3 separate regions of the Homo sapiens genome follow, and regions 2 and 3 are each linked to region 1. A link is a loop called in an ENCODE intact Hi-C map of the cell type or tissue named here. Cell type or tissue: K562. All regions are shown on one strand. Region 1 overlaps PARD3B (par-3 family cell polarity regulator beta). Region 2 overlaps PARD3B (par-3 family cell polarity regulator beta). Region 3 overlaps PARD3B (par-3 family cell polarity regulator beta).

What was found. Hi-C counts contacts between places; a loop is a spot of excess contacts. Peaks named below come from ENCODE experiments on the same cell type or tissue, not always from the same donor. Only the 100,000 strongest peaks of a DNase experiment are listed, where the experiment ranks them.
Region 2: it touches region 1 in a loop (2.1-fold over the local background); 1 of 110 quality-filtered maps calls a loop at or near these places.
Region 3: a loop joins it to region 1, with 2.4 times the contacts of the local background. A loop is called at or near these places in 1 of 110 quality-filtered maps.

What each region holds. Positions count from the first base shown.
Region 1 is chr2:204,914,448-204,919,447 of GRCh38, reverse strand. The region is part of intron 2 of PARD3B (par-3 family cell polarity regulator beta); the gene reads right to left. Among named protein-coding and RNA genes, the nearest start is that of PARD3B, 370 kb to the right of the region's middle. In K562, no CTCF peak of the experiment used is centred here; a DNase peak (open chromatin) is centred at 2,217; H3K4me3 peaks cover 235 bases.
Region 2 is chr2:204,979,856-204,984,855 of GRCh38, reverse strand. The region is part of intron 3 of PARD3B (par-3 family cell polarity regulator beta); the gene reads right to left. Among named protein-coding and RNA genes, the nearest start is that of PARD3B, 440 kb to the right of the region's middle. In K562, no CTCF peak of the experiment used is centred here; a DNase peak (open chromatin) is centred at 2,365.
Region 3 is chr2:205,023,019-205,028,018 of GRCh38, reverse strand. The region is part of intron 3 of PARD3B (par-3 family cell polarity regulator beta); the gene reads right to left. Among named protein-coding and RNA genes, the nearest start is that of PARD3B, 480 kb to the right of the region's middle. In K562, no CTCF peak of the experiment used is centred here; a DNase peak (open chromatin) is centred at 2,778.

The sequences.
Region 1 (5,000 bases):
AAAACAATCAAAACAGTGGTTGCTGTTGGGAGGTTTGAGGGTCAGGGATTGACTGGGAAAAGGTGATTTTCGGAAGTGGTTGCAGTGTTTCATATCTTGATAGGAGTTTACATGACACAGATACATACATTGTCAAAACTCATCAAAAGTTCTTGAGATTTGTGCATTTCATCATATGTAAATTTTACTTTATAAAGATCTTTAAATAATATGAAACTCTTGCTAATGATATGCATGCTAAAGTACTTAGGAGGGAAGTGTATGGATGTCTGCAATTACTTGGAAATGCATAAAAAAATAAGACGCCTTGAAAGATGGTTACAGAAACAGAGAAATAGATACTTAATAAAGCAAATAAAGTTCAATGTTATTTGCCAAATCTAGGTGTTAAGTAGATGGGTCTTCACTGCATACTTATTTCAACTTTTCTATATATTTAAAATTTTTCATAAAATGTGGAAAAAAGTCAGGGTGGGGTGAAGATGTATTGAGTGTTAGTTTTAAATGAAGACTGGGTATAATGGGACCAAGGATGGTGATTCACAAGGATCACAGAGCCAGAAAAAAAAAAAATCACCAGAAACACAGACGAACTATCAAGTACTTGGGACTAGATAGAACATGGGCAATGGCTAAACATTACTCAGACTGGGACAAATAACCACATCAACTGGAAACAGAAAAATCACCAAATCCCTCAAAAAGAACAAACTGCACATCGAGTATCTTAAAACTATTATTTTTCTATAACCTTTGCAAATTTTACACCTCAGCAAAAAGCAAGTAAAAAAAGCATTTTCTTTTTTTTTTTTTTTTTTGAGACGGAGTCTCGCTCTGTCGCCCAGGCTGGAGTGCAGTGGCGGGATCTCGGCTCACTGCAAGCTCCGCCTCCCGGGTTCACGCCATTCTCCTGCCTCAGCCTCCCAAGTAGCTGGGACTACAGGCGCCCGCCACTACGCCCGGTTAATTTTTTGTATTTTTAGTAGAGACGGGGTTTCACCGTTTTAGCCGGGATGGTCTCGATCTCCTGACCTCGTGATCCGCCCGCCTCGGCCTCCCAAAGTGCTGGGATTACAGGCGTGAGCCACTGCGCCCGGCCAAAAAAAGCATTTTCAATGTGAAGTTTCAAAGCAAGTCTAGCAAAGAAATTTCTCCCTTAGGAAAGAACACTATCAAGCATTATAATGTGGAAAAAACAAGTTGCCTGTTTGTAATGTTTAAAATCCAACAGCTTTCATCTTACATTAAGAATGTCCTCAAAGGAGAAATTTGAAGGTATATATTTTACATTTTCTTCTGCAAATTTAAGTAAGCATTTATCTCTTCTTGGTTTAACTTCATTCCATAAAAACTGTCTCCTCATGTCAGAATGCCCATCAAAACTTAATAAGAATATATCAGGCTACAAAGTACTCTAAAGCTTTTCTTAATTTTGTAAACTTTAATTACTATAACCAATAATGCAAGCTTTTGTGAACTAATCTAAGAAAAAACCTGTCACTATTCCAAACTGCAAATTCTAATATTTAATCAGATTAAAATAAAAATACAATCACTTTTACTATTACTATTGTCAGTTTACAATTAAAGAAAAATAATACTTTGTATTAATCAGTAGCCAGAAATAATTTATAACAATAACCCCAATAGCCTTTCAGATCCTAAAACAATTAGTTTTTATTTGAACAACAAATGAAATGCTCTGAATAAAAGGAAAATACTTGTCGTTGGCTACACTGTCAGTTAAAACTCTTCTGATCCAAATTAGAAATAAAAATTATAAAACATTAGTATTCTATTCCTAAATTACAAAGAAATGGAACTCCCAAATTTACATCTCAGTCCAGATCTCTATTTCAAATTTTAGACTCATTCTCAAGATGTCCCAAACGAAACTCCTGATAGCATTCACCAAACCTGCAACTCCCATAGAATTCCCCAGCTCAGCAAATCAACTCATACCTCTAGTTGCCCAGGATAAAAAAATTGGTCCTATTGTTAGTTCTGGTCCTCTCACTCCTCACATGAAATAAATCAATCCATCCTGAATACCCAAAATAGAAGCCACTATTCTGTTTTCCCTCAATTACATCTAACGTTTCTTCACTGGCTCCTAGCTTCTACCCTGCACAACCTCCCAGTGCCACAAGACCTTGTCATTCCTCAGCTACAGATCCTTCCATAGCTGCTTCTACTAGAGAATGAAAGCCAAATTTCTTAGAATAGCCTACAAGGCCCTATCTGATCCACCCACCCACCAACTCCTCATTAGCTCCCAGGCTTTGACTATGGTCTTCTTAGAATCTTCCCTGATGATTATTTTAAATTGTCCTCCTCTGGCTCTAACTTCCCTCTCTACTCCATATTTCTTTATATCACTTATGACCCTATGCAACATGCTATATATTTACACTACATATTTACATATTTCCTTGTTTTTAAGGTGGGCTGCCTTCACTAAAATGTTAAAACCAAGAGAACAGGGATTTTTATCCATTTCATTCATTGTTCTATGCATCCACTGTATCTAGAAAAATACTTTAAAGTTTACTGGTACTCAATAAACACATGTCAGACAAATGAAGAATCTGAAATTTAATTCATATTGTAAAAGCTCAAGAGTGGCTTAGTATCATAAGTCCTACTCATATTTAAAAAGGATTATTTATGTAAATGGTCAAAATTTACAGATAATTAAGAGTATGTGGCATTCTTGCTCATTAAGGGAACTCCATGAACAAATGGATAAATTAGTTCTAATTACAGTTTCCCTACAGTGAATCTTTTTTATCATAAAAAAAAACTACATCTTTAGACAATGAAAATATTTTCTCATTTATTTTCCTTATAAAATACACTCTTCTGGATTATTTATCACTTAAAATGTAATTGCACTCATGTAAAAAATGTAAATTTTAATAAATCTCTATAGAATTTAAAATTCAATATGCTACCATATAAATTGGACTGTTCTTATATTACTTTATCCATTCTTGAGTTAACCAAGACAATTTTAAAACATTAAACAATTTCAGAGAATCTACTATTTTGTTAATACAACACAAAATGCTATACATGATTGGGAATTTAATAGGTAATTAAATCTAAAATTGACCTATAAAGTTCAAAACAACCATGTATCTATTAGATATTTTTAACAAAAGTGGCCCAGTCAGTGAAATAATGTTTTCTGTTTCACAAACAAAATATTCTTACTGCTGAAGGTGTTTGGTTTTGCATGAATAATGAAAAGTACATAGATAATACCACCTGACCCTAATTTTTTATCTTGGAAAATAAACAGCCAACCGTCTTTCCTGTCAACAGTTATTCTAACAGTTCTTTTCAATGGCTATTTGTGCTAACATGCACAGTTATCACGCTGTATTTCAAAACATCCCACTCTCCCTTGACTGAAGCCATCTATATAATATGACTGGGGCAGCTACTGGACTGGGAATCAACTGTACAGACTTATCAAGGACACTCATGGGCCTTCGACTCAACCTTCCAGCAGTCAAATTCACAGCCACAAACCGTAAATGAATTTTTAATTATTCCATATTTGATTTTTACAATGCTTTGAGACAAGCAATTACGAAAGACACTTTATTTGTCTGATGTCATTAATATGCATCAGTGACAATGAAACCACAGAAAAACCTAGTGAACAGGGTGCCTCGAGTATTAATTAGCCAAAGACTTGACAAAAATCTCTCAAGATGGAGTTTTGTGGAAGCCCTAAATATTGTTAGCATCGTTTCAGATATGTGACTCAGAACTTGTGATTTCTGAGAAAGTTAAGCTCACTAAAATATCTTTATGTTTACTTGTAGGTTTTTTCCATGGTGAAAGTAGTTTTAATATACTTAACAACTAAATTTTAGAGGTATTTTGTCACATATAACTCTGAAAATGTTATATATTTTAGTATATATACATAAAACTAAATTTATATGGCAAAATAATGACTATTCAAATATCTTTAATTCAAAAATCTCCTTAAACGATGCATAACAAATTTCAGCATTAGAATTATTACCAAAGGAATAATGAAAATTAATCATAAATTTAAAATGAAATACAGCTTCATTTTGGGAGAAGGCTTCTCTAGGGAGGGGACTTTTCTAAAATTAAAATTAAATTTTATTAATTAGATAGTTTATTAAGTATAGCGCAGGCCCTTTGACAAGAAGAAAGTGCTATAATTTAACATGGAGGAAAAAAATGGCTCAGAGAAGGGAGGTAAAAAGCTGTATGTTCACACATGAATAGCTAACAATGTTCTCTCTTTCCATTAAGGAAATGTTTTCCAGATGTGACAAGTGTTTCCCCAGACCATCCTCTTAGAGGTACAGTAAGGGTGCAGATTAACAGCGGAACAATTTTCTCTGTCCTCCTCCCCGCCGATCCACCAGGAAGTCCTAAATAGGTGAGGAAAGTGGGGTGCGAAGGTGGGAATCTCTCTGGTTAAGCATCTGGCTCGCGTTCTGAGGATTAAAACCCAGCCCAATGACTCCCTTCACAGACCTCCTTGGCTGTGGGCAGGGCCACGAGCATCTGGGCAGCTGGGGATCTGGAGCTTGGAGGCTTCTCTACCTGAGCACATGTGGTCCCCTGCTCCAGGCACCACCGCGTGGGCCACTCCACAGTCCTGCTGGAAATTCATTCCCTGCCCCACTGTCTGCCCTCAAACCTCCCTTTATTTCTTTTCTTTCCCTCTCTCTGTACAGCTGCTCCTAACCTCTTCACCACCAGGACATGTTTCCTACTCTTCAGGCTGGATTGAGGGCTGGGGTCCACAGGAGGTTTCTTACTGGTTTTCGAACAATTCCTACATGATACATCACTCACCTGTTTTTCACAGGAAACAGCTCCTCTACTCCCTTCATTGGAGATTGCTTTCATTTCTGCCCTTCCAGTCACACATCCCAATTTCCATCAGCAGATTTACTTATTTTCTTCCCTCCTTCCATTCTTTCTCTCTTTCCCCCTCACTG
Region 2 (5,000 bases), 65 kb before region 1:
TGCTTCACATTCCTTCTGCCAGACTTAAGCTCGGTATTCACACAGGGCTCTTAGTTGATGGATCTGCACCATTAATCCCATATCTAAGTGCCTAAAGTGGGTGAAAATGGGGATTCCAGTCTCACACATGCAATGCAAAAATGGCCCTTCTCCTCCTAACCATGACATCTGGCTCCTCAAAGAGGAGAAAGCCCCTCCTACAAATTCCAGGGCCGCTCCATTTCCTGCTACTGAATTAAACATCTCCCAGAATAACTGACAACTCACACATCCAATAACATTCCTTTGTGAATACAAAGGAATACACATACATTTATTTTAATATTAATGTTATTCATATTAAATACAAAAGGGAAACATCTACTTCTCCTAAGGGCCCTGGCTATCACTGGCCTAAATCTGAAACTCCATGAAATCATTTTGCCAAATTTTCCCTTGTGTGTTACCCCATTTTAAGTGCATTCCACCTTCAATATGAAACTCCAGCAATTTCAGTGATAAAGTGGTAGCATTTCCACATCCAAACTACACGTAAAAACTATTTTGATTAGTCTCAACTGACTATTGAGAAGATTGAAAAATCTTGACTATTACAGACAGCAATTTACTAGTATTTGTCCAATAATGTAAGTTGAGACCTTTTAAAGAGAAATGTATATTTTATTAATTCTTTTGCTAATTTGACCATGAAATTACTGTGAAAATTTTATCATATATTAAATATATATATAATTTTGATTTAGATGTTTTATAGATGCAGGGAAGGCAAAACTCCACCTCTATTCTCTTAGTATTTGGCTGGATCTGAGAATTAGATAGATATAAAACAGATGAACAGGAGAAATGCATATTTTTTTTTCTTTTTAGAGAGGCGACAAGGAAGGTCCATACAGAGGAGGGGACGGGTACTGACATACAACTTCAATACAAGTTTTATATGCACAGGAGCCCTCATAAGGAAACGAAGACCCAAAGAAGGGGTTAGAGTCAGTTACTTATATACTGAATTGGACAAATAATAGTAAGCTGTGAAAATGCAACTATGTTATGTGGAGAGGCTTAAAAGAGTTATTTTACAATGTCTATACTAAATTCTCTTGGTTACAACTTCTGATCCTAAGGATAAGGATGTTGTGTCTTGCAAGTATATGGAGGGCATCTTTCACATGGGAATTTCATCTTCTGCTTTTAAGAAACGGAACGAAGGTCAGAGTCATCTTTTTGCACCTGGTGTTTTTCAAGTGCCCTTTAACTTCAATAGTCAATATGGCAGGTTGGTATATTTTTAACTCCTTCACAGGTAATAAAATGCATGAAGATTTCCTCCACACAGGCTGAACTGTTTCCTCTTAATTCTCAACTAAATACATTAAATTTAATATCAAATGTTGTCTTTTTTTTCTAACTTTCCTTAAACTGACTTCTCTCCTCCCCCCTTCCTCTCCCGACTCCCCCCACAGCCACCATGCTTACATTTTTGGATGCATTGTTTATTAAAGCCTCGGTTGGAACCTTCATAAATGTCAGTTGTTATAAGTTGGTTAGGACCACAATGCAGAGTTAACAACTATATTTACTCAAGGCTTAATAACACCAATTTTTTTGAGAATGAAACTACCAAATAAAGAAACTCCTACATAATGTCTGCAAATTATCAGGCCCAATTACCAGTTGGACAACCCAAACTGCATTGGCTATACCAACAGTTCACAGAATCAATGCTTCAGGTCACCGAGCTAAGAAAACAGCAGTAACAACCTCCTGAAAAATACTCAATCAGGTAGAAAGCACTAAATCAGGTAGAAAATGGAGGCAATCATCCAGATAATCCGAGAAAACCAAGACAAAAAGCACTCCAATTATTTGTATACTTTAGCTGAAGTATTTTTAGTTGTTCTAGATTTAGGTAATTATATTCGTTCTCCTTTCAGATATATGCAATTTGAAATATTCCCCTCAAGTAAAATCAGACAAAAAAGACAAGCTCTACAGAGTATACTACAAATTCATAAAATAGATTACTTTTTATCAGATACAATGACTAATTCTTTTTTACATCTATACCAATTTAAGCGTGAGTACATGCAGTCTATTTAATACTGAACTTTTATCCATTATCTAGGGGCAATGTTACAGTTCCTTACTCATTTCAAAAATTTAATTAGAACACTTGTTTTGTGTCACCATATACCTAATTAAAATCTTTTAGCTTGAGCTGAAAGATTGTGAGTGTTAGAGTGAGTTGGTACTGGTGTGAAACATGAGTCAGCACTTTCACGATGCTGCAAAGCAATATGGACAACATATTGTTATGTGGATTAGTGGGGCAAGAAAGAGAGCTATCAGAATCAGTGTGAACTGGTGGCTGCAGCATGTGGCCAAGCCCCTGTACTTGTGTGCTTAACTTGGGGAGGATCTGGGGAGACTTTGCAGCTGTGCTCTGAGCTGGTCTAGGCCACACCCATGCCTGATCCACAGAACTTGGTCGTCTGTGAGTTGGAGAAAACAGGGTGAGTAGCTCCTTGAAGCAGCTGACAGCAATCTTACAAGAAATTCCTCATCAATAATAAGCACTAAATTGTGCAAATGATTTATCTTTTCAAGATATAATTACAGTGGTTTCAAGGTTCTCTACCTAATAATGTCACTCCTTCCTGGCCTACTTGTGTCCTAATGTGACCATTTAAAATGTGATTTTCAAAACAATTCAAACCTTGCAGAAGGAAGGAAATATAAAAATAAAAAATAAAAGTCTCCCTTTCACTGACAGGCTCAACTTACCAGAAGTTGTCTTTTTGTAGCACTTCTATTTTTGACTTTTTTGGTGGTTACATAACTCCAAGATTTATATACATATATATGTGTGTGTGTACATACACACACACAATGTCTTGATTTTTTTGAACTTTAAATAGCATTGATAGACTCCCTGCTAAAAAAGATGAAGAATTTTTCTCAAAATTCCCTTCCTCTCTCCTCTAACCAATCTGCACTACTCACTCCCCAACTCCCTTCCAGTTTTCCTCAAATGCCACCCTGTTTAACATTAGACTCCTCGTTCTTGTCATCAGACACCCTACTCTCCTGACCATGTTTTAGTGTTCTCCCAAAACTTTTTATCAGTTTCTAACATACTATATAAAAATCTCATTTATTATGGTTACTGTCTTCTCACACTAGTGTATAAACTAAATGAGAATAGAAAGTTTTAATCTTTTTGTTGTTTACTGCTACATTCCCAGCACCTACAAAAGTGCCTGGTAGATAGTTAAGTGTCCAATAAATATTTGCTTAATGCATGAATTTTAGATTGTCATTTTAATTTTTTTATAGCCACATATGCTTGGCCCACCAACTTAAGGCAGATGTATATTGCCCCACTGGGAAAGAGGGAATTAACTCCTTACACCTTCTATTTTATGAAATTATTCTAAGGGTTTTTCTTGCTATTGCTATTGTAATAGTTTAATCTCACTGTTGTAAAGTATTCCATTGTATGCATACACCACAGTTTATTATTTTACCAAAGATGGACATTTAGGTTGTTTCCAATTTGAGATTGATATGAATAGGGATGCTGTTCTATTTTTTTTTCAGTGAATATACACGCTCGTTTCTGTTGAGAATTACCTAGGTTACCTAGGACTGAAATGGCAGAGTCATAGGACATGTACAGTTTCAATTTCAGTGGATACTCAAACAGTTTTCCAACAATGTATGAGGTTTAGTTACTTCACAGGCTCACCAAGAGCTGGTATTCTTTCATTTTAGTAATTTCTGATGAATTTATAGTGGCCTTGTATTAACCAACTTTTCCTTTTGAATTAATTTATAACTTGCAAAGATAGTATAAAAAGAATCGAGTTTCCCCTATGTTAACATCTTATGTAACTATGGTATGTATGTCAAAACTAATTTAACATTTATACATTACTATTAACAAGGCTACAGATTTCCTTTGGATTTCACCAGCTTTTCCACGAATGACCTTTTCTGTTCCAGGATCCAGTTTAGGATACCATACTGTATTTAGTCATCAAGTCTTCTCAGTCTCTTCTGGTCTGGAACAGTTTTTCAATCTTTCCTTGTTGTTCATGACCTTGACTTTGTGAAGAGGACTTGTCAGGTATTTTGTAAAATGTTCCTCAATTTGGGCTTGTTTGATGTTCTTCTCATGATTAGCCTGGGGGTATGGATTTGGAGGAAGAATACCATTGAGGTGAAATGCCCTGCTCATCACATCATTTTCAGACTACATGGTATCAGCTGAATTATGCCTGGAGATAATAATCTTGATCACTTGGTTCAAACAGTGCTTGCCAGGTTTCTCTACTGTGGATTCACTCATTTTCTTTTTCAGTATCCTATTCTTTGGAAGTAAGTCATCAAGTTCATCCCATACTCAAGGTGAAAGTACTATCTATATATATTATTTGGAATTCTACTAGAAAGATTTGTCAACTCCTACCCTTACCTCTAAGCACTACTAGTTTTATTTACTCAAACAATCACTTATATCAGTATGGGCTCATGCAAATTTACTTTATATGTTGGGTTATAAACAAATACTACATTGTTTATTTTGTTGCTGAAATTTGCAATGTGGTTTTAATGTGCTTTTCTGTCACGATTGATGAAGTTGAACACCTTTATATAAATCTACTGGCCATTTTATGAAGTGCCTGTTAGGGTTCTTTCCTATTTTTCTATTGAGCAGGATGCTTTCCTCTTATGACTTTTAGGAGTTATTTATGTATCCTGTACACTATCCTTTGTCAGACAGATGTGTTAAAATTTCTTCATAGAATCTATGGCTTTTCTTTTCAGTCTTTTAATGAACAGAAGTTCTTTATTGCACATAACCCAATTTATCAAAATTTTTCCCATGGCTATCACTTTTTGTGTTCTGTTTTAGAAACAAGCCTAACACCAAAGTTATGAAGATAGTCTTATACATTGTCTCTCATTGTTTTTTGCTTGTTTTGTTATTAATTTACCTT
Region 3 (5,000 bases), 110 kb before region 1:
AAAGCTGGAGGCATCATACCCTGATTTTAAACTGTATTACAAAAGTACATAGCCACAGTAATAAAACAGTATGGTATTGGCATAAAAACAAGACACATTGACCAATGGAACAGAACAGAGAGCACAAAAATAAACCTGTGCATATATGGTCAACTAATCTTTGACAAGAGTGCCAAGAATGCAAAATGGGGAAAGGATAGTCTCTTCAATAAATGATGCTGTGTGAACCAAATATACACATGCAATATAATGAAATTAGGCCCTTATCTTACCTCATATACAAAAATTAACTCAAAAAAGACTAACGACTTAAATGTAACATCTGAAAATGTAAAATTCCTAGGAAAAAGCACAGTGAAAAAGCTCCTTTACATTGATCTTGGCAATGATATTTGGATATGACACTAAAAGCACAGGCAACAAAAGCAAAGGCAAACAAGCAGGACTACACCAAACTAAAAAGCTTCTGCACAGCAAAGGAAAAAAAAATCCACAAAATGAAAAGGCAACCTATGAATTGGGAAAAATTATTTGCAAACTGTATATTTGATGAGGGATTAGTCTCCAAAAATATTATAAATTCAAGCAGCTCAATATCAAAAAACAAATAACCAGATTTAATAATGGGCAAAGGACATGAATAGACATTTTTTTCAAAGAATACATACAAATGGCCAACAGATATATAAAAAGGTGCACAACATCACTAATCATCAGAGAAATGCAAATCAAAACCACAATGAGATATCACCTCATACCTGTTAGGATGGCTATTATCAGAAAGATGAGATAGCAGCTGGCTATTGGAAAGGCTGTGGAGAAAAGGGAAGCCTTGTGCACGATGGGAATGGAAATTGGTGCAGTCATTATAGAGAACAGTATGGAGGTTCCTTAAAAAATTAAAAATGTGTAAATTAATAAGTACCCTATGGTCCAGCCATATATCCAAAGGAATTGCACCTTTGGTCATATATCCAAAGGAATTTAAATCAATATCTCAAAGAGGTATCTACACCCTCATGTTCATTACAGCGTTACTTCAATAACTAAGATAGGTGTAAATAACACCTACAATAACAACCTCGGTGTCCACTGATGAATTAATAAAGAAAATGTGGTGTGTCTAAACAAGAGAATATCGTTCAGCCATAAGAAGAAGAACATTTTGCAATTTGCAACATCATGGATAAACTTGGAGGACATTATGCTAAGCGAAATAAGCCAGACACCAAAAGACAAAGAGTATCTCATCTCAATCATATGCAGAATCTAAAACAGTTTAAATCATAGAAGCAGACAGTAGAATCATGGGTGCCATGGATGAAGGGTTGGAGGAAGTGTTGAGAAGTTGGTCAAAGGGTATAAACCTTCAGTTACAAGATGGATAAATTCTGGGGATCTCATGTACAGCATTAAATATAGTTAATAATACTGTGTTGTTTACCTGAAATTTGATGACAGAAGATTTTTAAGTGCCCTCACCATATAGACACATGCACAAATGGTAACTAAGGATGATGATGAATGTGTTGATTTGATTGTGGTAATAAGTACACAATGCATGCACAGATCAAATCATCACCCTGTACATGTATAATTTATACAATTTTTATTTGTAAATTAAATATTTTAAAATAAAATAGAAAAAAGACTGTCTATATCAGGCTTGACTCTGTCTCATCTGGCTCTTCTCTGCCCACCCACTACACTGCAGCCACCCTGGCCTCCTTGGCTCTCTATCTTTCCAAATTCACCCAGACTGCCCTAGTGCCTTTGTACTAGCTGGTCCCTCTGCGTAGAATGTTCTCCCACCTTTCCCTCTACTCTCAGAATAGCCCTGTCATAGTTACTTGCTCTCTATTCCTTTATCCTGTTTCATTTTCTTCATTGCATTGTTACCATCAGAGAGACTCTTGTGCATTTGTTTACATGTATAACTTCTAAGAGCCAGAAGGGAAGTTTCATGAGAACAGAGATCCTATCTATCTTTTCCCAGTTGTATGCTCAGACCCTAGCGTACCGCGGGCTGTATAAATGTTTGTTAAGTTCAAAAAGGAACAGAGGTAGTTGTGACAGGCGTAGGTTAAGCAAGCATGCAGAAATGCAAGTGGGTCTCAACCAGGACACACAGAATTAATGGACAAATCAGAAATACAGGTTGCTGACTCAACTTATTAGGTCAGGTACAAGGCATCTGTGTGTTGAGGGGTCAGAGCATCGTGTTCGGTGGTTGGGGCAAAACATGGAATAGGAGTCAGCCTTGGATGTCAGAACCGGGCTGGTATTAAACCCAGAGAGACGTGTGGTTATTTATGTATCTGCTCAGCAGGAACCCAGACCACCGATACAGCTCCACGTATACAGAAAAACAGATAACATGACATCTCCTTGCTGATTCTCAAGTGAGAGCATAGTTAAACCAAGATAGAGAATCTGGAATTCAGACTGCCCAAGAGAACACTGTGGCACAAATTCTGTCAACAATCCCAGAGTAACACTTCAGAAAGAAAACAACACAAAATTCATTTGTCTAATTGGGACTCACTGTGAGAGACAATTCCTCCAAGATAATAAAACTTAGCCATGATGTTAGTGGTGAGCCATTCAGCACAACCAAAGGGCACTGTGCATGTGTCACACGGTCAGATCTGTAGGAGAAAGGCTGACACTTTTGGCAATGACAGCAGTCCAAACGAAAAACACAGCCACAGCAAGCCCATCTAACGGTTGCTGTGAATCACCCTGATTATGAGTCACAAGCATGCAATCACTGGCATACAGAAACTCCTGACTAATAGCCGTGAGCAGTTTGCCTTTGCTATCTAAGTGCCGCAGACTGAACACACTCTTGCCCGACCTAAAATCGGCATTAATACCTGAATCACAGCCTGGGGAAGCTCAATATTCCACTGCTGGAAAGAAGATAAACAGCAACAATACAAAGATGCAGCCCTTTTTAGTGCCGCTAGTTAAACTGAATGCATTTAATCTTTCTTCTGCATCTAAAATGTCGGTCATCTTCTCTTGGTGGCATGAATGATATGTAAACACTCCTGCAAAAAGCCAGTTTCTTGAAGGCTTTTCCACATACCAAACGGCAAACAGAATAAAAACCATGGTTACACTGAGTATTATAGAACACAAATCATTACAGTGCCAGAGGGCATGCTGTTTATGGTTCCACAACCAGAGAAAACCACATGATCATTAGTTATAGTGCTTACCTATAGGCTTGAAATATACAACTTATTTCTTTTGTTTAAGATATGCATAATCTGCTCTGGAAACAAATGATGTGCTTCATTAATTATTATGGTATGAAGGTATTATAGATCTATGAGGAAATTACCCACATCAATTGGCTTCTTCTAACCTTGGTCTAGCATGACAAGGAATTAAATAATAGTGTCCTACCAAAAAAAGTTGATCAACATATCTGGACAAATGTCCACATAACCACTACCTACATCACTACAACTAGTAAATCCTATCATTTGGGAATAAAAAATTTAAATAGGTATGAGGCACAATCTGGAGGAAGAATAAACTCTTGCAGAAAATAACAGTGAGGCCTGTAATCCCAGCACTTTGGGAGGCTGGGGCATGTGGATCACCTGAGGTGTGGAGTTCGAGACCAGCTTGCCCAACATGGCAAAACCCCATCTCTACTAAAAATACAAAAATTAGCCGGGTGTGGTGGGGGTGCACCTGTAATCCCAACTACTTGGGAGGCTGAGGCAGGAGAATCACTTGTACCCAGGAGGCAGAGGTTGCAGAGAGCCAAGAACGCGCCACTGCACTCCAGCCTGGGCGACAGAAGTGAGGCTCCATCTCAAAAAAAAAAAAAAAAAAAAAAGAAAGAAAGAAAATGATGGTGAGGCATACATGATCATAGCTAATGCATATCAAGAGCTCACCCTGCACTGGGCATTATTCTTAGTGTATTACATGTTTGTTTATATTCACAGAAATCCTAAAGCTTAGGGATGACTATTACCACCATAGCAGCAGTGAAGAAAAGGGAGACCAAGAGTTAAGGGATTTTCTCCTCACCACACACCTAGTATATGGTAGAAACAGGATTCAAACTCAAACAATTTCTTTCAAAAATCTGCACTCCTATCCCCCAAACAGCAAATCAAGTAGATGCTACCAGAGTCAAGATCTGGAGCTGCCGAAGTAAATACACATCTGTTTTTTTAAGGAAAGGCAGTGTAGTCTTAACTCAGCACCTGAATGATTGAGTTCATCCATGCATCCTTTAAAAGAGAAAAGCCTAAAACTCTTAATTATATATAATTCAAGTTGCAGAAGAAATATGACTGCATAGAATCCCCTTTCAGCAAATATTTCCTGGCTGCAGTATTGAATTGGGAGTCCAGCTACAGCCGGAGCTCTGTAATTAGGGTCCTTGGGAACTGCGAACAAGGTCAGACTCATGGTATTCCCAGTTTAAAAAAACAGGGGGATTTGGCGGGGGGTGGGGGGGTACTGCTGCTAAAAATAAAAATAAATACATACATTTAAAAAAGTAGCTTCTTTACCAAAAAAAAAAAAAAAAAAAAAGGTGTGGGCATGAAGAAAGATGCAAACCCAGAGACCAGAGTTACCAGAGGCAACTCCTCAGCCTTCTCTTTCTTCAATTTCCTTTGCTGGAAGGCCAAAGGTGGGGACCTGTCTAAGCAGCATTGCTGCCACGTACAATTATTATTTTAATCGACATTGTGCTGTGTTAATGAGTGCCAACCATGTGCCAGATGGTGTTGAAAACAAAGCCTTCTCTGCAATCCTGCCCAGTGGGATCACCACCTCTCCTCTCTGTGAAAGCGATCACAAATGTGGTAATGAGCTAACTCCGATGCAACCGAACTTCTAATCCCCCCGACACTCTCTGATTGGGCACTGCACCAAGATTTGGCATAGAAAAGGCACCTGGAGTGCTGTCGGATGATCTCTTCAGGGATAATGGACCAGGGAACTGAGCCTGTAATGATTTCATA